Linked DNA regions of Homo sapiens: region 1 is linked to region 2. Evidence: chromatin loops called from intact Hi-C (ENCODE). Cell type or tissue: endothelial cell of umbilical vein. All regions are shown on one strand. Each heading gives the region's core, and the rest is flanking DNA. Links, peaks and the distances in the headings are about the cores only.

Region 1 (10,750 bases), core at 5,645-10,644, 100 kb before region 2:
ACCTCAGCCTCCCAATTAGCTGGGACTACAAGCATGAGCCATCACACCTGGCTAATTTTTAAAACTTCTTTTATAGAGACAAGGTCTCACTATGTTGCCCAGGCTGGTCTTGAACTCTCAACCTCAATAATCCTCCGGCCTCAGGCTCCCAAAGGGTGGCTCATGCCTGCTGGGATTACAGGCATGAGCCACTGTGCTTGGCCTCAGTGCTGGCCTCAGTTTTGGGGTTCTAGGAACAGAGCTGGTGCAAATGTTCTTAATTGTTTCTTTTGGTGTGTGTTGGGGGGAATGGCGGGGGTTGGGTAAGAACTTCTCCAGGGCATTTGCAAGGCCATTGGGAAAGTACATTGTCAACTTCAGTAGATAATGCCAAAATTTTAAAAAGTGGTTATAACCATTCGCACACCCACTAGTAGTTTGAGCATTCCCCTCACTCCACTTCTTCACCAACACCTGCAATTATCAGCTTTTTTTTTTTTGTAGATGGATCTGTGTGAAATTGTAACTCACTGTGGTTTTAGTTTTCATTTCCCTGGTTATGCATGCTGCCTTTTTTTTACTTAAAATATGTCTTGGTGACTGTTCCGTATCAGAGCAGTGAGGACTTCCTCCTCCTTTCTTGGCTGGAAAGTGTTCCATCGTCATATGGAAATCTTGTGGTCGATTTAACCCGTTCCCTATTGATAGACGCTGTGTGGGCTCCAGCCTTTTGCAGTCGACTCTGCGATGCATAACTTCGTGTATAGATAGCAGTCTGCAGCTGCACGTGGGGGTGTGTGCATGTAGGTTTTTCACAGGAACCTCCTGAAATGCTTAGAAGAAAAGGAAAGATAGTGTTTGCTCCCCCGGCCCTGTGCCTCCCTATTTTCAACAAATTCCCTTAATTCCATGAGTGCCCCAGGGTCAGAATGGTATCCACCCTGTCCTGTTTGCACCGTACCATCTCTTCTCTCAGATGATGATGTTCATCTCCCACCCGCTTCCCTTCGAGCCACCCCCACCTCATAGACTCCTCAGGAATTGTCTCTACCCGGCATCTCTCACTTTTTCTTTCTTTTTTCTTCCTTTCTCTCTTTCTCTTTCTTCCTTCCTTCCTTTCCTTCCTTCCTTCATTTCCTTCCCTTCCTTCCTTCCCTTTCTTTCTGTTTCTCTCTCTCTCTCCCCCTCCCTTCCTCCCTTCCTTTTCTTTCCTTCTTTCTTTCTTTCCTTTTTTTTTTTTTTTTTTGATCAGGGTTCTTGCTCTGTCACCCAGGCTGGAGGGCAGTGGTGCGATCATGGCTCACTGTAGCCTCAAACTCCTGGACTCAAGCGATCCTCTTGCCTCAGCCTGCCAAATAGCTAGGACTGCAGCTGCTCGCCGCCATACCCAGCTATATTTTTTGTAGAGACAGGGTCTCGCTATGTTGCCTTGGCTGGTCTCAAACTCCTAGGCTCAAGAAATCCTCCCCCCTCAGCTTCCCAAGTCACTGCCAGACATCTTTCTTATTGACATCCCCATCTCGAGAATCCAAGTTAGTATTAACTGAGGGATTAGACTTTGCCTTGCCCTGAAAGAGAGAAAAACAAACTGACCACCACTCTAGAGACTGTTTAGTCTCAAAAGTCGGCGCAGTAACACACACACACACACACACACACACACACAACCAACCAACCAAAAAAAAAACAGGTAAAGGCAGACAAATTCCAACCCATCCCCTATGTGCTGTGCCCTGGGCAAACCCTCTGACATCCTTCAGACTCAGCTTCTTCCTCTATGAAAAGGGACAATAACACTTACCTCTTGTGGGTGTGGGGCAGATGAGGGCCAATGTTAATAAACCACTCACATTCATGCACTCACTAATCAAAGCTTTCATTGTTATCAAGGATAATTCTAATTCAAGTAAGCTATGAAGATGGCATGACAGACACAAAATCAGCCAGGGGGAGCCCACATTGGAGGGCAGTCCACAATGGAAGGCTTCTTGGAGGAGGAGATGATTGAGCTGCTTCTACTAAGGTAGGCATCGTTTAGGCAAGTGGGAAAATGTTCATGAATGCATGGTGGGGGGTGGTGCGAAGATTCTTGAAGGAGAGATCTACAAAATCAGAAGCATGGAGAGTGAGGGAGGAAAGATTTGGACATGTTTGGGAACCAGTGTGTAACTGGGGAGAGATGTGGATTGTAAAGGGTGAGGGACCTACTGCCTGAGAGGTGGCAAGAGCTCCATCTTTGACAACTCAGTGGGCAAAACAAAGTCCTGGGGTGGGCCCAGGAATTGGCCCTGCACCAGAAATTCAGATGCGCACTTGTGTTTGAGAATTGCTATTTTCATCTGAGGAAGGAGGTGCAGCCTGGGATAAAGGGATGTGGGGTTCAGTAGAGCAGGACCCTACTACCAGAGAGCCCAGCAGTTAGTCTGCAGGGGGCTTTGCTCTGGGAGGAAGCATGGGGGCTGGTATCGCATTTGACTCAAGACACTCACCTCCCCCAACTCTGCTTTGATGTGGTATCCTGCAGGCATAGGGAGTGCCATGGACTGGTGCCTGGGGAATTGCATGGGAAAGGAAAAGATGAATTGCATGTGCCCTCCAGGAAGTTTGGAAGCTGGTCTGGAGAGTGTGAAGCCAGGGCTGGCTAAACATCTACAGCAACCATTTCTAGCTAAGAGCTTTAAACTCATTAGTCTCAATCTCCCAACAGTCCAGGTGGGTTGGAGGCATTATGTAATTGTCATGCCCCTTTCCTGCACAGATTGAGCCCCAGAGAGGTTGAGTAGCTTGGGCAAGGTCACACAGCTGGGAAGCAGTGGAGCTGGAATTCACAAGTCCGTCTGATTCTAGAGCCCATGCACAGCGTTTCTTTCTCTCCCTTCCTCTTCCACCTCCTTTTTCTCCTCCTCCTCCTTCCTCTCTCTCTCTCTTAGATAATTGCATTTACATGGTCTCAAAATCAAAGGGTACAAAAGGATATACAGTGATAATCCTCTTCCTACTATTTCCCAGTTTTCCTTCCTAGAGAAAAGTAAGGGTACTAGTTTCTTGCAACTAGCTTTAGAATATTCAATTCATATATAAATGAGTATATTCCATAGATATTCTTCCCCATTTTTTAGACAAAAAAAATGGTGGCATCCTATATGTACTGTTTGGCACTGAGGGTTTTGTTTTTTTTTTTAACTTAGTATTTCTTGATAGTCTTTCCCTGTCAGTTCATAAAAAGCCTTTCCTTATTCTGCTTTATTATCTGCATACTCAACTCATCCTCTATTTGGTGGATGTAGAGGGGGCTCCCGACCTTATGCAGTTACAACCCATTCTGTGTGAGCATCCCTGACCTCAGGTGCAGAAGGCATGAGCAGCACATCTGTCAGATAACACATCTGTCAGATGACACCCTAGAAGGGGAGATGCTGAACACACTTGGTGCCATTCGTTAGCTTCTCCTCAAATCTGCTCACAGACTTAACCATAACGATACTTCTTTCTTCTATAATCTGGCTGCTCCAGCATGTTCCTCTGACAGCACTTTCTCCCACAGACTCTGTTGCCAAACTTGGGTCTGCCCACCAGGTGCAGCAAAGCCAAGCACTGACATTGGGATTTGCAGCAAGAGAAAGTGAGGCATTTACTGCAGGGTGCCAAGCAAGGAGAATCGGGCAGCTCATGCTTAAGCCCCGAACTCCAGGGTGGCTCACAGGTAAGGGTTTTTAAAGGCAGGGAGGCAGAGGTTACAGGCAAAGTCATAAATCAATACATGGAAACTGTGCATTGGTTTGACCTAAAAGGGTGGGACATCTCGAAGCGGGGCCCGCAGGTCATAGGTGGATTCAAAGATCCTCTGATTTGTGATTGGTTAAGGAGGCAAAGCTTTGTCTAAAAACCTGGGGTCAGCAGAAAGGAATGTTGAGCTCTGGCCTGTGGGTGTGACTTCCTCCAGGCCCCTCAGGAAGAAATGTTGAACAAAGAATGGTGGTCTGAGTTCAGTCCTCGGCTCCCAACTGAAGTCTCTGTGCCAGTGGATGGCATTTTCCATTTGCTGGGGGCCTGGGTTTCTGAAAAACAACTCAGGAACATATATTAAGATGTTATCTTAAGTTTCAATAGGGAACCAAGTATTTTGTGACTCTAACTTCCTTGGCTATTTTTTTTGAAAAGCTATTATTTCCTTCTTGCTTATCATGTTGTTCATTTACTCTCAGGGCTAGCTAGGTGCCTGGAACTTCCCTTGAAAGAACTCAAGATGTTCCTTTATTTCTATGCCTGGCGAGGGAGTTATGCCTGGCAGGCCCTTAAACTCTGTCTCAACTCTGGCTATCAGGATGCTGGTCCTGCCTTCCAGGCACTGCTGCAGGGAGGGGTGGGTGGCTCTGCCCCTGTGCCCAGCACACAGTAGGTGAGTACTCAGCACAGGGGAGCTGCATCCGCTCTTCTGTGGCATTGTCATTTATCTTCAAGGAGCATTTCCTCATTCAGTCCTCACAACAGCCTTGTGGGTACCTGGCAGGAACCGTCATCCCCACGTTACAGGTAGGCAAACAGGGGCTCAGGGACATCCTGATTTGGCCTTGGCCTCATTGGCTGAGGAGGAAACCCAGGCTCCCTGACTCCCCGCACAGTTTCACTCCCCGCCCCCCGCCACACTGCCTCCCAGCGGCTGCTGAAATGCAATTAGCCAGGGAGGGACCTGCTTTTCAGCTTTATACTGTCTGTTATTCCACACACAGATATACGAATGGCACAGGGCCATCTCAGCCTGTTTTTGTTTGCCAACAAACATGAGAAAGATTAGGATATCTAGCCAACATTTTGTGAGTCCTCACAACACTGCAGGCAGGTCTCTGTGCACATACACGCTCATCTACTTCTCAGAAACAGAGGGGTGAGGGCTGGTATCACCCCTGCTGCACAGATGAGGGTAATGAGTAGCAGGGAGCAGAGCCAGGGTTTAAACAGATCCCACATTTTTGGATTTTTTTTTTTGACGAGGTCTTACTCTGTCACCCAGGCTGGAGTGCAGTGGTACAATCACAGTTCACTGCACCCTCCACCTCCCAGGTTCAAATGATTCTCCCATCTCAGCCTCCCAAGTAGTTGGGATTACAGGTGCGCCCACCACCACACCCAGCTAAATTTTGTATTTTTACATGTTGCCTGGCCATGTTGCCCAGGCCGATCTTGAACTCTTGAACTCAAGTGATCCGCCCACCTTGGCCTCCCAAAGTGCTGGAATTACAGGTGTGAGCCATGGTGCCCGGCCAGATCCCGTGTCCTTAACTCCTCCTATCAATCAATTACATTAGTTATATGATACTGATAACTTGTCATTATCAGTATAATTCAAGCCTCTGCTGAAATGGTGGCATCTACTTGGTATGATTTCAGAGACAACAGGAAGGTCCTTTATGCATAAGAAACTAGACGCTTTCCCACCCAGCTTCGAGTCACTCACAATTGCACAATTCGAGCTCCGTCCTTTTGCCACGGCTTTGAGCTCTGTTGAAACAAGATCCTCCCAGGTGTTTCTCAGTCTTCTAATGCTCAGGCCTGCTTTTCATGACATAAACAGCTCTGTCCCTTTCTGTAGTTCTAATTACAAAAACAAAAGGTTCTTCCCACACGTAAAATTACATAGTACTCTTAAATATGTCTTCTTGAACGCCATCGCCCCATCCCAGACTCAGGACCAGCCTCCCCGCGCTCACTGCTGTCACTGCTTTCCGCACTCCCTGCGGATTTTAGGATTTTAGCTCCCATCTCGCGTCCTCTCTCCAGCTCCTCCTGCCCCCTGCCTGGTGGTTTCACCATCCACTTACCAGCCCGCCGATGGTGCCCTGGCCTCCCAGTTCTTTGACCTCCTCTCCCCAGTGATCTTCCAGGGCTCGGCACTCAGTTTCCTGGTCAAGCTTGAGCCCTCCAGAGAAGCCACTGTCAAACCTCTTTCCGGCTCGTGCCTTGGAGCCATCGCCCCTCAGGGCCCCACAGACTACTGACCTCACCCGCTTTCAAATCCCTACTCCCTCCTTTCCCAGCCTAAATTCCAGGGTTAGTTATTCTAGTCCCTACCTTTTCTATACCCTTCCCTCCACACTCCAAGTTGGACTGTACTTGCTTGGCAAAACCCCAACCCAGTTAGATCCAGTTCTCCGCCAACTCTGCCTGCTCTACTGTGTGTCTTACTTGCTTATTTTATTACCTCTGACTCCCTCCACCAGCATGTTGACCCCACGGGGACAGGGGCTATGTCCCTGCTGCTCTGCCCTAGCAGCCAAAGAATATCTGGTACATAGTAAGTGCATATTCATTAAAGTGTATAGTCGATGAATGAATTTTTCTAGGTGTGGAGAAAGATCTGAGAGCAGGTTTACCATAGTATCTGGGGAAAAAGCAGAGGGGGGACGTTGTGTTGTGTCCAAGGGGGCTAGAGGAGGGTCAAGGAGGAAGGCATAAGGAGGCCAAGCCCAGGGGCTCCTCCAGTTTGCCCAGAGAATGCCACCATTCTTTCCTAATTAGCTCCTTTTGGTCTGGGAGAAGCTCTTAGAAGAGTATTTCATTCTCGAGCCCTAATCACAGGATTCTGAACCCTTACTAAACTGTTGCTTCCTGCAGTCTTGGTTACTCAGGGCTCCCGAGCCAACGTTTGGATGGCTGTGATTATCTGGGATGTCTCAGGAATGACCTAACCACTTACCTCTTCCAAGTTCTGAATTTTACAACAGGAAATTGAGGCCCAGAGAACAGAAGGACACATGGGTGCTGCTGGTAGAGCCCGAACTGGAACCCAGATCTGCCTCCAGTCCCGGGCTCATCTGCCACCGTGTACCATGCCCTCTCTCTGTTGTCACATGCAGTCACTTGCCCGATTGTCCACACCCTTAAAAGAAGCAGAGAAAATGTTTGGTGTAATCCACACCGAACACTCAGATGAACAATGCTGTGGGAGGAAGGGAGGTGATTTAAAAAAATAATAATAAAATAAAAGAAAAATGCAGTGGAGAACAGATATAAGGATTCGACAAGGCTCTGGTGAACCTGCAAAACTTGCTTCCTGAGCGACAGGACAGTTCTCAGGGCCCTGCATGTAGCACCTCATCTACTCCTCCAACAGCCCTCTGAGGGAGGCTCTGTTATTATTACTTCTATTTTATTGAGACACAAGGAAATTGCGTAACCACACACATTATTAGGAAGTGACACAGCCTAAATTCAAACACTGCTTCACTCGGGCTCGTGCTTATAACCTTACCTAGGTGTCTTAAATGCCACACCAAAATAACTTCTCATTTTTTTTTTTTTTTGAGACGGAGTCTTGCTCTGTCGCCCAGGCTGGAGTGCAGTGGCACGATCTCGGCTCACTGCAAGTGCCTCCTGGATTCAAGCAATTCTCCTATCTCAGCCTCCTGAGTAGCTGGGATTACAGGCACATGCCACCATGCCCAGCTAATTTTTGTACTTTTAGCAGAGACAAGGTTTCACCATGTTGGCCAGGCTGGTCTTGAACTCTTGATCTCAGGTGATCCGCCCACGTCAGCCTCCCAAAGTGCTGAGATTACAGGTGTGAGCCACTGAACCTGGCCAACTTTTCAATTTAAGCAAACGTCCCCCCACCAAAAGATTGAGTCCTATTGAGAAGAACTTCATCTTCTGAAAAAGGGGGGGTGTGGGCAAGGTCGGCACTGCTTGTTGCACTGGATGCTGGCTGCATATCTGCCCTAGAGAGGCCCAATGGGGAAGGTGCAGAGGCCAGGGGAGAGGTAACTTGCTCTTACAGAGTCCCACTTCATGCCAGGTGTTTCTGTCCATTAGTGCTGCTTAGTTTTTGCTAGGGGCCTAGTCATGGGATCCCACAGCTAGGAGGTGGTATAACCTGCATACTTTCTCCTCCTAGAGACTTCCCAAGGCTTGTGTTACACAGGACATGAGTAAACATTACTAGTAAGGCATTTCTGGGTCATGAGCTTGGGGTTGGAAGTCATCTCGGTACATCCCAGCTGAGGCTCTGACCTTACATTCTTCCTTTTATTTCCTGAGAACTAAAAAATATTATACACACTGGAGTTTCCATTGAGATGAATAAAAGAGTTGGAACCAGCTTATCATCAGGTTTTGACTCCAAAAAAGGAAACAGCTTGTTCTAATTTGCCAAACCTTAAGTCAAATACAGTTCTATTTTTGACCGAATTGTCCACAGGATTCCAAATTTGACATTTTGTCTTTTTAAAGATGAGTGAACTGATGTGGAGTTTCTAAACAGAGGATGCCCAGTGTGGCAGAAAATAAAACAATGGCCTGGGTGTTGGGACTCGTAGGTTTTGGGCCTGGCTCTGACTTAGGGTTGTGGTGTGACTTGGAGCAGGTCACCAGCCATCTCTGGACCTCAGCTTCAGCACCACGTAAGTGAAGGATTTGTGTATGATGAGCTCTAGGCTCCCCTGAGATCTAACTAACGTTCTAGGATAGGGACATGGGCTCTGGACTCAGACCATGAGAGTTTACATCCCTGTTTCATCACTTACTAGCTGGTAAGTGAACAAGTTGGACAAGTTGCTTAACTACTCTGAGATCCAATTTCTTCATATGTAAAACAGAGATTGATATTACCTCTGTCCTAAGGTTGCAAAGATAGAAGAAGAAAATTCATATAACTTGCTTAGCACAGAGTTCCGGATGAACAGAAAACGTGGTCAATAGTGGTTAGTTATTGCAATGATGAGGGTTCTTTATATGCTACTACAAATAAAGGAAGAACCAGACCATAAAAATCTGAGCCTCCACTAATAAATATTTATTAAGCACATACTCCTCATTTGCAGTGAACGCTTTCGGTTGGCTACCCAAACCATTCCCAGCCCCTTCCTTGTCATCTCCAACCACAGAGATCGGAAATCCAGATATTCTCTTTCCTGGCCTTGTTCTGCCATGTGATCATGCTTTGGCTGTGAGATGCGAGCTACTGGGTGGCTTCTGGGAGGCCTTTTGTTCCCGGCTAAAGCAACAGTCCCAAGAGAAGAGCCCCCTGTGGTCCCTTCTGCTTCTCTCACCTTAAATATGAATACTGTATGTTATTTGGAGATGTGGCAGCAGTCCTGTGATCATGAGGCACAGTCACAGGAAGGAAAGCCCAAAAGCTGAGAATATCATGGTGTAAGGCTGGAAAGAGCCTAGGTGCTGGGTGACATTGCTGAGCAGAGAAACCAACCCCAGCAGTTATTGGGTGTTAGATTTTTTGCTCTGTGAAAATACCACCACCACCCATGCTTGTTTAAGCCAATGATAGTTGGGCATCTTATTCCTTGTAGCTGAGTTCATCCTGTCTCATACATCATTCAACAAATATTTATTGAGTGTCTACTAGTGCTAGGCACCATTCTAGGTATTAGGGTCATAAGAAGAGATAACCGTCTTTAAGGTTTTATAGTCTACTCAGGGAGACAGGCAAGTTGGTGTTTTAATGCAATAGAAATGTAAGAGGTAGGCTGGGTGTGGTGGCTCACACTCTGTTGCCAGGCTAGAGTGCAGTGGCGTGATCCTGGCTCACTGCAACCTCTGACTCCCCGGTTCAAGTGATTCTCCTGCCTCAGCCTCCCAAGTAGCTAGGATTACAGGCATACGCCACCACGTCCAGCTAATTTTTGTATTTTTAGTAGAGCCGGGGTTTCACCATGTTGGCCAGGATGGTCTCGATCTCCTGACCTCGTGATCCACCTGCCTCGGCCTCCCAAAGTGCTGGGATTACAGGTGTGAGCCACAGCGCCCGGCCTGTAAAGGCTTTCAGAACACATACTTCGTTTTGCTCACCAATGCATCTCCAGCAAGGAGAGAAGGCAAAGGGGCCGTTTCTAGTAAGGTAGGGAACCAACAGTTCTGCCTCAAATTTCCTCATCTTGGGTCTCCCCACCCCCTCACTTCATTCCTGATACTGCCACTATTCATTCACTCATTTAACTAACTATTCATTCATTGCATTAGTCAGCTTTGGCTAGATCTTTTTGTGTTTTTGGAGACAGGCTCTTTCTCTGTCATCCAGGCTGGAGTACAGTGATGCCATCATAGCTCACTGCAACCTAGAACTCCTGGGCTGCTGGGTTTGGTTTCTCTGCTTAGCAATGTCATAATAGATGCTTAATAAATATGTGTTGAGTGTGGTAACTGTTACTTCTGTTCATCCTGCACAAAGGATGATTGCTCTTCTATGCCCTTCTGAAGTTAGGTGTAGCTATGTGACTTGCTTTAACCAGTAAGATGTGAGCAGGAATGATGCATGTCAAGTTCAGGTGGAAGCATTTCAGAGCTGGCACAGATCTCTTTTTCTCTTCCCCCTGCTGCCAGTGAAGGTTCAGTTGATACCATGGCCAAATATGTAAACTTGTTATTCCAAGCTACTGGTAGTTCAAGATTGTTTGTTACCACAACATAACCAGGGAGTGGCTCACACCTGTAAATCCCAGCATCTTGGGAGGCAGAGGTGGGAGGACTGCTTGAGGCCAGGAGTTCGAAACCAACCTGGGCAACATAGTGAGAGACCCGTCTCTACAAAAAAAAATTTTTTTTTAATTAGCCAGGTGAGGTGGTGCAAGTCTGTAGTCCTAGCTACATGGGAGGCTGAGACAGGAGGATTGCTTGGGCCCAGGAATTCTAGGTTACAGTGAGCTATGATGGCACCACTGTACTTCAGCCTGGATGACAGAGCAAGACCCTGTCTCCAAAAAAACAAAAAGACCTAGCCAAAACTGACTAATGCAATGAATGAACGATTAGTTAAATCAAT
Region 2 (15,379 bases), core at 4,065-9,064:
TGTGATCTTGGCTCAATGCAACCTCCGCCTCCTGGGATTTTAAGCGATTCTGCTGCCTCAGCCTCCTGAGTAGCTGAGACTACAGGCGCCCGCCACCACACCCAGCTAACTTTTTGTATTTTTAGAAGAGACAAGGTTTCACTATGTTGGTCAGGCTGGTCTCAAACTCTGGACCTTGTGATCCGCTCACCTTGGCCTCACAAAGTGCTGGGATTACAGGTGTGAGCCACTGTGCTCACCCTGTTGTTGTTTTTAAACCAGACTTCCTGTGTTGGCCAGAACATTCACAGGGGCATAGGAACTTCCATGCACTGCTACAGCGGGACAGTATATGGACTGGTGCAGCCATTCTGGAAAGCAATCAGGCACTGTTAGTTAAAACTGGTGTATGTATTCCCAGGACCCAGCAATTCCACTCCTACACGTATATTCCAAAAAAATTCTTACACAGGCCAGGTGTGGTGGCTCACGCCTGTAATCCCAGAACTTTGGGAGGTCGAGGTGGGCAGATCACCTGAGGTCAGGAGTTCGAGACCAACCTGGCCAACATGGTGAAACCCTGTCTCTACTAAAAATACCAAAAAAAAAAAAAAAAAAAAAAATTAGCTGGGCATGGTGGCAGGTGCCTGTAATCCCAGCTACCTGGGAGGCTGAAACAGGAGAATCACTGGAAGTGGAGGTTGCAGTGAGCTGAGATGGTGCCACTGCACTCCAGCCTGGGTGACAGAACGAGATTCGGTCTGAAAAAAAAAAAAAAGAAAATTAGTTACCAGTGTTTCTCTGGCTTGGTTCCCCACCAGGTAAATTATAGAAACAGGCCCTTTTTGTCAAAGGGCGTTTGATTCCAGGAGTACCTGCCACAGTGACAGTTTCCAGGTCACTCTTCCCCATGGAAAGATTCCTTCCCATCCACGCTGGGTTTCACACATTGGGCCCTCTCAGTATCACAGAGAAACTCCAGCTGCACGGCCAGGCCTCCTCTGTCACAGTGAAGCTGTGGCTCCAGCTCTCTGGACACTGAGCAAATCCAGTTCAAGCCCTGACGTTTGGGGAATGTGGAGGGATTTCCCCACCAGCACAGGCCTGGGAATGACTATGAGCAGAGAGGAGGAGAGAGGATTCCAGAAGGAGCTAACTATCTGCCCCAAATGCCCATCTACTTCTCTTTCCATTGAGCACTGCAGTTTCTTCTGCAAATGGGCCCCATTATATCCACCCTCCAGCCAGGCGTGAACTGGCTGAGAGTAAGTTGAGTCCTAGGAGTCAGGATTCAACTGCCGAGGCGGGGCTTGGACACCAGGCCAAATTGAGGACTAGGTAAAACCAGGACAGGGCGAACAAGCTTTCCATAAGACACGCTAAGACACGCCCATCAGTGCGCCATGTCAATTTACCATTGCCATGGCAACACCCAGAAGTTACCGCCCCTTTCCATGACAACTACCTCCTGAGCTGGAAGTTACCACTCTTTTTCTAGAAATTTCTACATAATCTGCCCCTTAATTTGCATATAATGCAAGCGGGTATAAATATGAGTGCAGCCCTGCCTCTGATCTGCTGCTCTGGGCACACTGCCTGTGGGGTAGCCCTGCTCTGCAGGGAGCAGGACCTCTGCTGCTGCCGTACACTGTCGCTTCAATAAAATTTGCTGGTTTAACATCACCAGCTTGACCTTGGATTATTTTTGGGGCAGAGCCAAGAAACTTCCTGGGCTAAGCCCCAATATTAGGCTCGCCTGCCCTGCATCAAAAGGATGTAATTGAGGCCGCAGGAGCTGGGACTTCTTTTACAGATACGAGGTTATGTGAATGGTTAGGCAAGGAGAGGTTTGCCGCCATCACGCCACAGCCATGACTAATTAATCGCCGTAGATCGAGGGAAGGAGAGCAGCAAATGGCCTCAGCTGTGTGGGTCCCGCTCGGTCATGGCCGGAAGAACGGCCCCCAATAGGATACGTCCAAGTCCTAACGCTCAGAACCTGTGAATGTGACCCGATTGGAAAAAAAGGGTCTTCACAGACATAATTAAGGATTTCAAGATGAGATCATCCGGGATTTGGAGGGGGCGTAAATCCAGTGAGAGTGGTCCTGAAGGAGCAGGAGGAGACCTGAGATTCACAGAGACACACAGGGGGAAGATGGCCACATGAAGATGGGGGCAGAGATGGGAGTGATGCAGCCACAAACCAAGGCATGCCAAGGTCTGCCCACCACCCCCAGAGGCTAGGAGCTGGGAGAGACACAGCGAAGGGACTCCCCCTCAGAGTGCCCAGAGGGAATCGATCTCTGCCTGAATGTGGACCTCCTGTGAGACGATTAATGTCCACTGTTTTAAGTCCCCAAGTTTGTGGTAATTTGTTACAGCACCCTAGGAAAATAACACATTCTCTCTCACACCCAGCCACTCAGCTGACTGGGTCTCCAGGTCCTGAAGCCCCCACCTGGCTCACTCAGGCTCGCGGTTGAGCTGCCTGTCAACCGGGAGTGTCCCTCTTCCTGCTGGAGGGCAGGGGCCCTCAGGAGCACTGGCTTTGATCATCCTGACTGACCCACAGAAGGGGTGGGTGCCAGGTAGGTGGCAGCGCCTGAAGATCTTCCATCTTGTTACTCTCAAAATGTTCCTTTTGTGGCCCTAAAAAATAAGCAAATAAAATGATGTAAAATAATTAATCTTGAAGTAAAAAATGTAAAACCAGTGCCGAGGCTGATGCCTAAAGCATCTCCTCGCCCTTTTTCCTGCCCTTGGTGACTTTTGTTCTTAGTTAGCTCTGACTTTCAAGTCCAGGGTGAGACCAGGTTTCCACTCACAGAGGTCGCCCACAAGGTGAAACTTGAGGGCCAGGCCCTCTGAGCCCAACAAACTGCAATTCCCAGGAAATATGATCAGATGGCAGGATCTCAGGCACTAGGCCCAACCTGGAAGGGGCTGTATTTCAGGGAAGGAGCCGTATTTCAGGGAAGGGGCGGGCCCTTGCATTAGCAGGTGACTGTCTTCTCAGTTGATAAGAACACCCCATTAACCAGAAAATGGGCTGTCCAAGACAGACTTTGGTCTTATCAAAACAAGAGCAGAGAGTCTGTTGAAACAGCTTGCTGGGAGCCAGACTGTTGTAATGCAACAATTAGTACATGCCTGTGTCTCATTTACAACACCAGAGACTCCACACTTTAGCGATGGCCACTGAGGGTTTTGTTACTGTTGTTGTTGTTTGCCACTTTCCTGCCTAGGAATAGCCACTGTTTAGAAAAAGCTCTTCCAAGGTATTTTTTCTACTCGCATAGAATCATATTATTACTATTCCTCTTTTTTTTTTGATACAGGGTCTCACTCTGTTGCCCAGGCTGGAGTGCAGTGGCATGATCACACCTCATGCAGCCTCAACCTCCCCTCACCTCAGCCTCTCAAGTAGCTGGGACTACAGGCATACGACCACACCAAGACAATTATTTTTTTTTTTTGAGATGGAGCCTTGCTCTGTCGCCCAGGCTGGAGTGCAGTGGTGCGATCTTGGCTCACTGCAACCTCCACCTCCCAGGTTCAAGCGATTCTCCTGCCTTAGCCTCCCGAGTAGCTGGGACTACAGGCGCGCACCACCATGCCCAGCTAATTTTTTGTATTTTAGTAGAGACAGGGTTTCACCCTGTTGGCCATGATGGTATCAGTCTCCTGACCTTCTGATCCACCTGCCTCAGCCTCCCAAAGTGCTGGGATTACAGGTGTGAGCCACTGTGCCCGGCCACTGATTTTTTAAAATTTTTGGTAGAGATAGGTTTTGCCATGTTGCCCAGGCTGGTTTTGAACTCCTGAGCTCAAGTGATCCACTCGCCTCACCTCAGCTTCCCAAAGTGCTGGGATTACAGGTGCAAGCTACTGGCCTGGCCTCTTTGTTGTTAGTGGTGTTGTATTTTGTTCCAGTGGTGGCAGTTCCCAAAAACATTATCCTAAGGGAGCTTTTGGCCACAGAGCAGGGAAGACTCCCTTGTCTCTTCCAAGCCCCAAATAATTTCTTTTTTAAAACTTAGTGAAGGAAAGCGTTCAGAACTCCAAGAGACCATCACTTCTCAGGAAGGGGGGTTTCCACACAAGGGGACATTAGGAATAATTGCATTTCACCCACATGAACTTCTCAGCCTTCTGCTGATGACTTTTCTCTTTGAAACCTTGCAAAGTTGGAGTGGAACTTGCAGCCCCTACTCCCACTCCAAGTTAGGCAGACAGGGATAGGGTAAGGGGACAAGGAGGTGAACCCAAGTCAGCTTGTCCCCAGCAAAGTCACTCATGGCCTCTCTCCCCAAGGCAATGCTCCTCTCTTTTGTAATCCCAAGACAGTTGACAACACATCCAAGTCCATTTTTTTTTTTCTCACTCGGGGCACTTGAGAGGTAAGTAAAATTCTCATGACATATGGACGATATACAGACTAGAGAATATCCCATACTTTTAGTCTAATTCCTCGAAATAGTTTATAGAAATTATCTTATATAACAAAAGCAACTACGCCTTTCTGTGCCATGTTCCCTGAATCATCATTCATTTTACCAGCTCCACATGTTCACAGACAGGTTAGCATCACCACTTGGCAGATGGCCCAGGAGCCCCAGCCTTGCACCTGCAGGGGCGTCACGTGTTCTTCCTCATCAGTTCTTGCAGATCTTCTCTTTATGTGAGCTACAGGGTGTTCCACTGTATTTACTTACCCAAACCCCATTGCTAGACCTTTGGATTTTCCCCATGTTTTGTAAGAATAACCAGTGCTCCAGAGAACATCTCTAAAAATATATGTCTGCACGTATGTGAGAAGTTTTGTGAAAGGTGTATTCTCAGAAACAGAATGTCTGGGTCACAAGGGAGACATACTTACAACCTGGGTAGGCCCTGCCGAATTCCCTTCCAAAAGTGTGTGCCTCTTTCCACCACCAGCTGTGTCAATGAGTGTGGCTGCTTCTTCACCCTCACGCTCACTGTGGACACTGTGGAGCCTGTTCATTGCTGTCCATCAGATGAGCCACTCTTGTCTTAATTTGCCTCCCTCCCTCCCTCTCTCTCTCTCCCTCTCTCTCTTTCTTTCTTTCTTTATTCTTATTATTATTATTTTGGTAGAGGCAGGGTCTTGCTATGTTACCCAGGCTGGTCTCCAACCCCTGGGCTCAAGCAATCCTCCTGCCTCAGCCTCCCAAAGTGCTGGGATTACAGGCGTGAGCCACCGTGCTGGACCTAATTTGCCTTTCTTTCACAGTGAAGTTAAACATCTTCTTAAATGCTTCTTGGCCTCTGAGTTTGTTCCTAAGCAGCAGATTCTTTATTAGGAAAAAAAAAATCCACTTACAAGTTCTATTGTTTCCTCCTGGAAGTGCTCATTATAACCAAGAGAATACATGGAAGCTCTGTCTTCCTATGACACATAGACCCTTCTCACCTCACAGGGAAAAGGAGACTGTTGATGTCAGCACCCACCAAATGCCACACACCAGGAGCCGATTCCAGGACTGATCCACAGGAAGCCACTTCTCCATCTTTCGAGGGCACCCGTGTTCACAGACAGGACTTCAGAGGTCAACTTATAGACGCCACAGACAGGAGGAAGCCACTTCACACCACAAATACAGTTTTTATACAGACAAAAATGAAAGGATTGTCAGTTATCTCAAGTAAGTACTGAACCAAAATACATGTTAAAATCTTGATGTAAGGTCCTGGTGGGTTGGCCTGGACCACACCATCAAAGGCCCTTTTTCTCCCTCAGAGGTGGGAAAGCTGAAAAGTAAACTCCCCTGGCCCCTTAGCAGCTGGAGTTTCTGATGTGAATTAGGATCTGACAATTTAATGCCCTGGCCCAGGTTGGGAGGAGGAAGTGAAGTGAGGGCATTTTCCTGTGGATCCCATGCTGCTGAACAAGCAAGGTCAAGGAGAAGCTGCGCATTCCAGCAAGGCTCGCGTGCTGACACTCCTCCATGTGCAGCGTGGTTCCCGCCTTCTGCATCACTGCTGCAGTGTTGAGATTCCGGCTCATCCCTGGAGCCCTACCAGGAACCCACTCCTCCACCCTTCCAATGACTTTGTAAACCCCTGATGCCTTTCCCGCTAAAATTAGCTGCTGTGGTTTCCTCCAGCTGAACCATGACTGATACAGCTCACAAATATGCTTTATCTTGACCAAGGCAGCCATGCAAGATAAGAGAAAGAAAAGTCTAGACAAAGGGCAACACAGGCATGAATCACGCTTATTACGGTTTTCCTAACAGCACTTTAATTAGATACCTCGTCCCTTTAGACAATGTGAAAACTAAGCAGAGGCACAAAGAATGAAATAAACATCATCTGTTATTCCACAAGAATCAAATATTGATGAGAAGAAAACAGCCAGCCCCACTGAGATGCCGGGCCTAGCAGGCCAGCTGCTGTTGTTCATTTGAACGCAGATTCACCAGCTCAGCCGAGGACAGCCTGGGCTGATCTGGGCTCACACTTACTATCTGATGTGAGACTGCAGAGGAGCTCCCAGCTCCTTTCTGAGAGTGAGGGGAAAAGTTGCGATAACAAAACGTGATGGTAATAACTTATCTCATTTTTCTCCTGGCAGAAAACTTGAATACCAGAGCATCCAGTTCTAACCCACAGACCTGGCAGCCTAGTGGGAGAATGAGTGTCTGTACTTTTTCTGCCTCCAGTCACCCTCCCTGAACTCCTGCTGACCACCCACCATGCCTGGAGAGGGTCTTCCATATCCCTCTAGCCCAAGCTAGAACCTGAAATCTATTTGTATTTATTTAAACTGGGCCTATTCTTTCCACCTTCAGTCCAAGGTCAAAGTTGTCTTCCAGAGACTTCTTTCCTTCTTTTTTCCAGAGAAAAAAATGATAAAACTACCTATAATTTATCAAGACGCTACCGAGAAGTTAACCCTCATAAGAACTTCACAAAGTAGGAGTTATTCTCATTTTACAATTGAGAGGTTCAGAGAGATTGAGTCCATTTTCCAACATTCCACAGCTCATGAGACGTGGAAGCAGGATTCAGACCCACAACCTTCAGGTTCAAAGCCTGGGTTCTTAATCCTCATGCTACATCCCACTTTGCCAGGCCTAGGAAAGTGCCCCTGATTTGCTGCCCTCTTTGGGGAAGCTGCTACTCTATGCAGAGCCTCTGTTTGCTCATAATTTTTTTTTTAATAATAACTACTGGGATCTCATTCACATGCCACAAAGTTCACTCTCTTTTTTTCACTCTGTCACCCAGGCTGAAGTGCAGTGGCACGATCTTGGCTCCCTGAAACCTCCGCCTCCTGTGTTCAAGCAATTCTGTGCCTCAGCCTCCTGATGTAGCTGGCATTACAGGCACGTGCCACCACACCCAGCTAATTTTTGTGATTTTAAGAGAGACGGGGTTTTGCCATGTTGGTCAGGCTGATCTCGAACTCCTGGACTCTAGCAATCCACCTGCCTCGGCCTCCCAAAGTGCTGGGATTACAGGCATGAGCTACCAGGCCTGGCTAAAATTCACTCTTTAAAATGTACAGTTCTGTGGGGTTTAGTATATTCACAGAGATGTGCATTAATCACCATGACTGCCCACTTCCGGAGCATTTTCATACCCCTGGAAAGAAATCCCATACCCATTACCAGTCCCTTCCCAGGCCCTCTCACCCCCAACCCCAGTCAACCATTAATCTCCCACCTGGCTGGGTGGATTTGCCTCTCTGGACATTTCATATAAATGGAATCATACAATCATATGTTATGACTTGCTCCTTACATTCAACACTATTTCTTCAAGGTTCACCCGTGTTACAGCATGTATTAGAACTTTATTCCTTTTTCATGACTGCATAATGTTCCATTGTGTGGATAGATCACATTTTGTTTATCCATTCAGCAGTTAATGGACATTTGGGTTGTTTTTCGTTTTGGCAACTACAAATAATGCTACCGTGAACATTTGTGTACAAGTTTTTGTGTGGACATATGTTTTTAATTCTCTCGGGTATATACTTAGAAGCAGGATTGCTGGGTCATACGGTAACTCTATTTTAGCTTTTTGAGAAATTGTTAAGCTGTTTTCCACAGCAGCTGCATCATTTTATGTTCTCACCAGTAACGTATGAGGGTTCTAACTTCTCCACATCCTCTCCGACACTTGTTAATGTCCATCTTTTTTTTAATTATAGCTCTGCTGTTGCCAGAAAAAGAGTCCCAATCCAGACTCCAAGAGAGGATTGTTGGATCTCGCACAGGAAGGGATTCAAGGTAAGTTACAAAGTGCAGAGAGAGGATAGTTTATTGAAAGCTACTCAGTCACAGAATAGGGCATCCTCAGAAAGCAAGAGGAGGAACACGCCATCTCTGTCTTAAACTTTTCTCATATAGGAGTCTCATCTATGTAAAAGCTAAGATAAATTATGTCTGCGTGGGTGGGCTGACAGCATAAAATTTAGTATTCTGTTGATTTAAAGAAAGTATCTTTGGCATTTTAGTACATAAGTACATCAAAGCATGACTATAGTCATCTTAAAAGCATATCTTGTTAAGGATAGTGGGACATCTGGACTTTTTGTTATTGTAGGAGTGTGTTCTTGCAGGTATTTTTAAGGTGTTTCCTCAACTGTAAACATCTTAGGACCATGAGTCATGACTGGCAAGGAACGTGCCTTGATAGTTTTAAGATGGAGTTGATTTTAAAATGATGTCACCATGGCTCTCCTATGCTTCTGTTTCCCTAACAATCCTAGTGAGCGAGAAGTAGTATCTCATGGTAGTTTGTTCTTCATTTCCCTAATGATTAATGATTGTTGTGGTTTGGCTGTGTCACCCCCAACCCCCACCAATTCTCATCTTGAATTGTAGCTCCCACAATTCCCACATGTTGTGGGAGGGACCCAGTGGGAGGTAATTGAATCATGGTAATTGAATCAGTCTCTCCCGTGCTGTTCTCATGATTGTGAATAAGTCTCATGAGACCCCATAAAATTTTATAAAGAGGAGTTTCCCTGCACAAGCTCTCTCCCCCCTGCCACGATGTAGGATGTGACTTGCTCCTCCTTGTCTTCTGCCATGATTGTGAGGCCTCCCCAGCCATGTGGAACTGTGAGTCAATTAAACCTCTTTTCTTTATAAATTACCAGTCTCGGGTATGTCTTCATCAGCAGTGTGAAAACGGACTAATACAATGATGTTAGCATTTCTTCATGTGCTTATTTGTTATTTGTGTATCTTCTTAGGAAAAATCTCTATTCATGTCCTTTGCCCAATTTGGGGTTTTTTGTCTTTTTATTATTGAGTTGTAGGAATTCTTTATCAATCCTGGATACAATTCTTTTATCAGATATATGATTTGGAGATATTTTCTCCCATCCTATGGGTTTTTTTTTTTTTTTTTACTTTCTTGATGGTGTCCTATGAAGCACAAAGGCTTTTAATTTTGATGGAGTTCAATTTATCTATTTTTTTATTACTTATTCTTTTGGTGTTATATTTAAGACACAATGGCCTAATCCAAGGTCATGAAGATTTACTCCTATGTTTTATTCTAGGAGTTTTACAGTTTTAGCTCTTACGTTTATGTCTTTGACATATTTTGAGTTAATTTTTGGAGATGGTGTAAGGTAAGGGGACAACTTTATTCTTTTGCATGTGGACACCCATTGTCCCAACACTATTTGTTGAAAAAACTGTTCTTAATCTATATCCTTATGCCATTACCAATCTTTGTTGAGTACTATAGCTTTGTAGCAAGTTTCAAAATCAGGAAGTGTGGGTCCTCCAACTTTGTTTTTCTTTCCAAGACTGTTTTGGCTATTTGGGGTCACTGGAAACTCCATATGAATATGAAGATCAGCTGAAGTCCATTTCTGCAATAAAAAAAAAAAGCAGTTGGAATTTTGATAGGGATTGCATTGAATATGTAGACCAATTTAGGGAGTATTGCCATCTTAACAATCCAGGAACATGTTATATCTGTCCATTTATTTAGATTTGCTTTAATTTCTTTCAACAATGCTTTGTAGTTTTCAGAGTATATGTCTTGTGCTTTAAGTTTATTTGTGTTTTATTCTTTTGATGGTATTGGAAATAGAATTATTTTGAATTTCATTTTCAGGTTGTTCATTGTCATAGATAGAAATACAATTGACTTTTGTAGGTTAGTCTTGTATTCTGCAAACTTACTGAACTCATTAATTAGTTCTCATAGTTTTTTTATTCCTTAGGATTTTTATACACAGTATCATGTTATCTATGAACAGAGATAGTTTTACTTCTTCCTTTCCAACCTAGATGCTTTTTATTTCTTTTTCTTGCCTCACTGCTCTGACTAGAACCCTGCAATATTAGGAGAAAAGCATCTAGTCGTTCACCATTAAGTAGGATGGTAGCTGTGGGGTTTTCACAGATGGTCTTGATCAGCTTGAGGAAGTTCTCTTCTAGTCTTGGTTTGTTGAATATTTTTATGATAAGACACTTGGATTTTGTCAAATGCTTTTTCCCTATCTATTGAGATGATTATGTGGGTTTTGTCTTTCATTTTATTAGTGTGGTATATAACACTGATGTTCATAGACTTTTTTTTTTTTTTGAGACAGAGTCTCACTCTGTCATCCAGGCTGGAGTGCAGTGGCATGATCTTACTCCAACCTCCAACTCTCCGCCTCACTCCAACCTCTGCCTCTCGGGTTCAAGTGATTCTCCTGCCTCAGCCTCCCAAGTATCTGGGATTACAGGCATGCGCCATTGCGCCTGGCTAACTTTTGTATTTTTTGGTAGAGACAGGGTTTCACCATGTTGGCCAGGCTGGTCTCGAACTCCTGGCCTCAACTTATCTGCCCACCTTGGCTTCCCAAAGTGCTGGGATTACAGGTGTGAGCCACCGCACCCAGCCCATAAGCTCTTAAAGTATGGATTTGAGAGAAAACTAGAATCATATCTAAATATCAGGCCTTTAATCCCTGTAGGAGGAGATGGTACACATGGCATTGTCGATTGATCCTGGGAATATTTGACACCACTCAGTTTAATATCCTGAGCTCCAAGGCAGTCATTCCCTCTGATTCATCCCAGAACAAAGGACGTCTTAAAAACCTCTCATTACAGGAACTCTCCTCCTACGACAGAGATAAGTGGTAGGCCTGGCAGTGAACTTAAAGAGTATCAAACAATCCCTTGACTAAAAATTGTACCTCCTTAAGAAATAGACCTTTCATAATTGTGCAAGACAGAAACCACAACTCAAACCAACATAAGTGAAAAGGAGATGTATTCGAAAGCTATTGGGATTGTCAAAGAATTGAAGCAATTACAGCTATCAAAATTTCACATGTGGCTGGGCACAGTGGCTCACGCCTGTAATCCCTTCTCTTTGGGAAGCCAAGGCAGGTGGATTGCATTGAGCTCAGGAGTTTTGAGACCAGCCTAGGCAACACAGTGAAACAATGATGAGCAATGATGGCACCATTGCACTCCAGCCTGGGTAAAAGAGTGAGACCCTGTCTCAAAAAAAAAAAAAAAACAAAAAAAAACACAAACAAACACACGTATCCCAAACATATATACAACTATTATATATCAATTTTTTAAAAAGAATTGAAGAAAGATCTGCAGGGATCATGACAGCTCCGAGAGCCCCAAGATTAGAAGTGGAGACCAGACCCTCCAGGGACTTCACCTCACCTTTCTGCCCCTCTGGTGTCCCCTCATGGCAGAAGACACAGCTGCCACTAGCTTGGGGTAACTTCCCAGCCAGACACAGAAAGAGAAATCCCAGGGAAGGACCCTGATTGGCCTATCCTGGATCATGCACCATCTGGACCAGTTGCTGTGGCCACGGAAATGGGCTTCTCTTAATGGCCCAGCCTGGGCTACAGGGCCCTCCCCAACTGCTGGGGGCAGGACACTGTGATGGAGTAGGAAAAGAGTTACTCCCAGAGACAAAGTTATTACCAGGAGGATGGTAGATGGAATGCTGGGCTGACACCTGCATTACTTCACAGCCAGTCTCTCCTAAGGATTAAGGCATTGTCCTGTGAAGATGTGTGTATCAAGTGGAGATACACTATGGAGGGAAATTTGCGGGACCCCATCACCACCCGTGAAAACATCATCACAGGTTAATTCATCAAAGTTCTATGCCATAACGCAAAGAAGCAGCTGTAAAGGATTGGAAGCCAGCATGGAGTTTTGATGGGAAGTTGGGAGAAGATATATGGCAGACAGTGCATTACAAATTATCTCTTTTTTTTGGATCCACAAGGAGAAACCTATGTTTTAATCTACATGTAGGGAGCCAGGTATCTCAGGAAAATCAAGATACCATTTGCCACTGAGAGGGCTGCTGAATGTCAGTTGAACAGATTTCAACTGAAAGCCTAAAAGGTCCAGGGGAAGGAGCAGTGACACAGCTTGGAAAGGATATGGCTGCACAGAGAGGGCAGCGCACAGAAGCTGCAGCCTTAAGTAGGAGAACACAGCCAACCTGTGGGAGCCAGCAGGGAGGGACTAGAGAAATAAAATACCTTGGCAATCTCCGACCAGAGAGTTTCTTGACTAAAACCAACCAGGAGCCAGAGGACAGGAAGCCCACTGGGGCAATCCATACAGGACAGTCTCCTGGCCACAGAGCAGGATGAAGAGGGGTGGAGAATGGTGTAAATAAGAGGAAAAGTCACTCAAAAGGAGCAAGGAATATAGGTGGAATATCACAAGCCTGAGTTCTGACAACAAATATGGGCAGAAATGATGGGCGCCTCCCATAAGAACACCTCCCCGGCCACGTGCGCTGGCTCATGCCTGTAATCCCAGCACTTTGGGAGGTCAAGGCAGGCAGATCACCTGAGGTCAGAAGTTCGAGACCAGCCTGGCCAACATGGAAAAACCCTATCTCTACTAAAAATATAAAAAATTAGCCAAGTTTGGTGGCACACACCTGTAATCCCAGCTACTCGGGAGGCTGAGGCATGAGAATCACTTGAACCTGGTAGGTGGAGGTTGCAGTGAGCCAAAATTGTACCACTGCACTCCAGCCCAGGTGACAGAGTGAGATTCTGTCTCAAAAACAAAAACAAAAACAAACAAAAAAACACCTCCCCAATCCTTCACGCTTTCTCCTCCCTACCTGCGGGCTGGGTGTCAATCCCCCATACAGAAACCACATGAAGGAGACAGTACAACCTCCATCAGCCTGGGTCCCCAGATGACTTCATGGGGAAGATCCCTCCCCACCCATGAACCAAGCTTTATGTGGCCAAGAAAATGAATGTCTATCACATCAAGCCACTGAGATTTCAGTTGAGATGCTATGGCCAGCATGACTCTAACTGATACAGTAGCTGCAGATGACGTAGGGCTGGCCTCCTTAGAAGGGAAGCTGGACTTTGATCTGGACATGTCTTCCTCACTTAAAAGCTGGGTGAATTAATTTGCATTGTCAGAAAGGCACTTCATCTTGCTCAAAATAAAGATGTGGTTGAGCTGCCAAGCTTTTGTTTCTGTCATTTCACTGGGGGCCTTCTGCTGCTGGCTCTAGTTCAGGTCTCCTGCTTTGTCAAAGGCCCTTTTTTCTTTTGGTGGCCAATCAAGACCCAGCTTGGTAAATTACTCACTGGTCAGTCAGGAAAAAATAATGTTCTTATTGCAAATCACTTTAGAGTTTGCAGAGGGCTAGAGTTGGCATATTCTGTTCCTAAGGTTGGAAGGGTCCCTGGCTGAAAGCCCAGAATCCCAGAATCTCAAGGTCCCCCTGATGTTCAGTTTCCCCATCCCCCAAACCCTAACACTGGGTCAGCTCACTGACCCTTGTGGGGGTGGTGGAGAAGAAAGTGCCTTTGTTGGTGCTTTAGAAGCTCTCTAGAGATTTGCACGCCACGTTCAGCCACCCACAATCAGCTGTCCCCTGAGAATCTGATATGTACTCCCCACCCCACACCACAGGTCGAGAACCTGAGCTTGTCACTGGCTGGAGCATATGATCATGTGACTGAGGGGAAAGCTCTTCCTGCTCAGAATTGCTGGAATTTTAAGAGCCATATTTAGAACTCTGGGGCTTTCCAGCCAGAGCACTTTCAACAATACACCGTGCTTCCTTGAGTTAGGATGTTTAGATGGGCCAGATCTAGAGAACTGAGGTCTATTCAGGAGACTTTGTGATCTCGGTCTTAGCTGATGGCTCCCCCAAAGGAAGAGGATGGGAGAGGGGCAGCTCTAGGCCAAGATGGTCTTCTCCACCCAGCCTGTCTACATTATTCATATCCATTAAGATTGCATTGGGTTGCACATAACAAACTAACAACAGTGTCCATCTTTCATGGTGTGACCTGCAGATTAAACAGAAAGGGGATGGACAGGCTGGGCGAAGTGGCTCACACCTATAATCCCAGCACTTTGGGAGGCCAAGGTGGGCAAATCACCTGAGGTCGAGAGTTCAAGACCAGCCTGACCAACATGGAGAAACCCTGTCTCTACTAAAAATACAAAAATTAGCCAGGTGTGGTGGTGCACGCCTGTGATCCCAGCTACTCAGGAGGCTGAGGCAGGAGGACCACTTGAACCTAGGAGGCGGAGGTTGCGGTGAGCCAAGATTGCACCATTGCTCTCCAGCCTGGGTAACAAGAGCGAAACTCAGTCTCAAAAAAAAAAAGAAAAAAGAAAAAAAGAAAAAAGAAAGAAAGGGGACAGTCTACTACAGGAGAGAAAGTGACATAGGTAAAGATGATTTGTTCCTGCTTACACATGTTTTTTACATCTCTGACAGCTCAATTTAAATTTGGCCCCTCTCACTTGATTCTATTTTATTTTCCTTCATAGTACATATCACCACCTGCCATTTTATTCTGTATTGATTTGTTTATTTATCTGTTCTGGTCACCACAATATTCCTGTTTCTAGACAGTGCTTAACCTACAGTAGGTGCTCAATGAATGTTAAATAAATGAATGCATTATTTCATTTGAAATTTCTCAACTCCATGTGCTAAGCAGGGCAAAGGATGTTGTCTTTCATTTTACAAAAGTAGAAAGTGAGTCCTAGAAGGGTGGTGTAACTAAAGCCAGTAGAAAACTAAGGAAGCCTCAGTCCTTTTTTTTTTTCTTTTGAGACCGAGTCTCACTCTGATGCCAGGCTGGAGTGAGTGGCGCGATCTCGGCTCACTGCCTCCACCTCCCGGGTTCAAGTGATTCTCCTGCCTCAGCCTCCCAAGTAGCTGGGACTACAGGCATGTGCCACCATGCCCAGCTAATTTTTTTATTTTTAGTAGAGACGGAGTTTCACCATGTTGGCCAGGATGGTCTCGATTTCTTGACCTCGTAATCCGCCCGCCTCGGCCTCCCAAAGTGCTGGGATTACAGGCATGAGCCACTGCACCCGGCCAGTCTTTTTGATTCCTAATCAGGTCTACATGG

Evidence for each region. Hi-C counts contacts between places; a loop is a spot of excess contacts. Peaks named below come from ENCODE experiments on the same cell type or tissue, not always from the same donor. Only the 100,000 strongest peaks of a DNase experiment are listed, where the experiment ranks them.
Region 1: it touches region 2 in a loop (4-fold over the local background); 2 of 110 quality-filtered maps call a loop at or near these places.

The regions. Positions count from the first base shown.
Region 1 is chr6:36,241,260-36,252,009 of GRCh38, forward strand. LOC105375036 (a long non-coding RNA gene) reads right to left here and starts at 6,750. Exons shown (of 5, transcript XR_007059564.1): 1 at 6,674-6,750; 2 at 5,435-5,571; 3 at 3,867-4,037; 4 at 2,469-2,529; 5 at 693-812. It also overlaps a transcript of PNPLA1 not described here. RefSeq lists a silencer at 4,521-4,570. In endothelial cell of umbilical vein, for the core only: no CTCF peak of the experiment used is centred there; DNase peaks (open chromatin) are centred at 6,642, 7,162 and 7,942; H3K27ac peaks cover 2,855 bases.
Region 2 is chr6:36,344,844-36,360,222 of GRCh38, forward strand. It overlaps a transcript of ETV7 not described here. Among named protein-coding and RNA genes, the nearest start is that of BNIP5, 16 kb to the left of the region's middle. In endothelial cell of umbilical vein, for the core only: no CTCF peak of the experiment used is centred there; DNase peaks (open chromatin) are centred at 5,408 and 6,178; H3K27ac peaks cover 2,732 bases.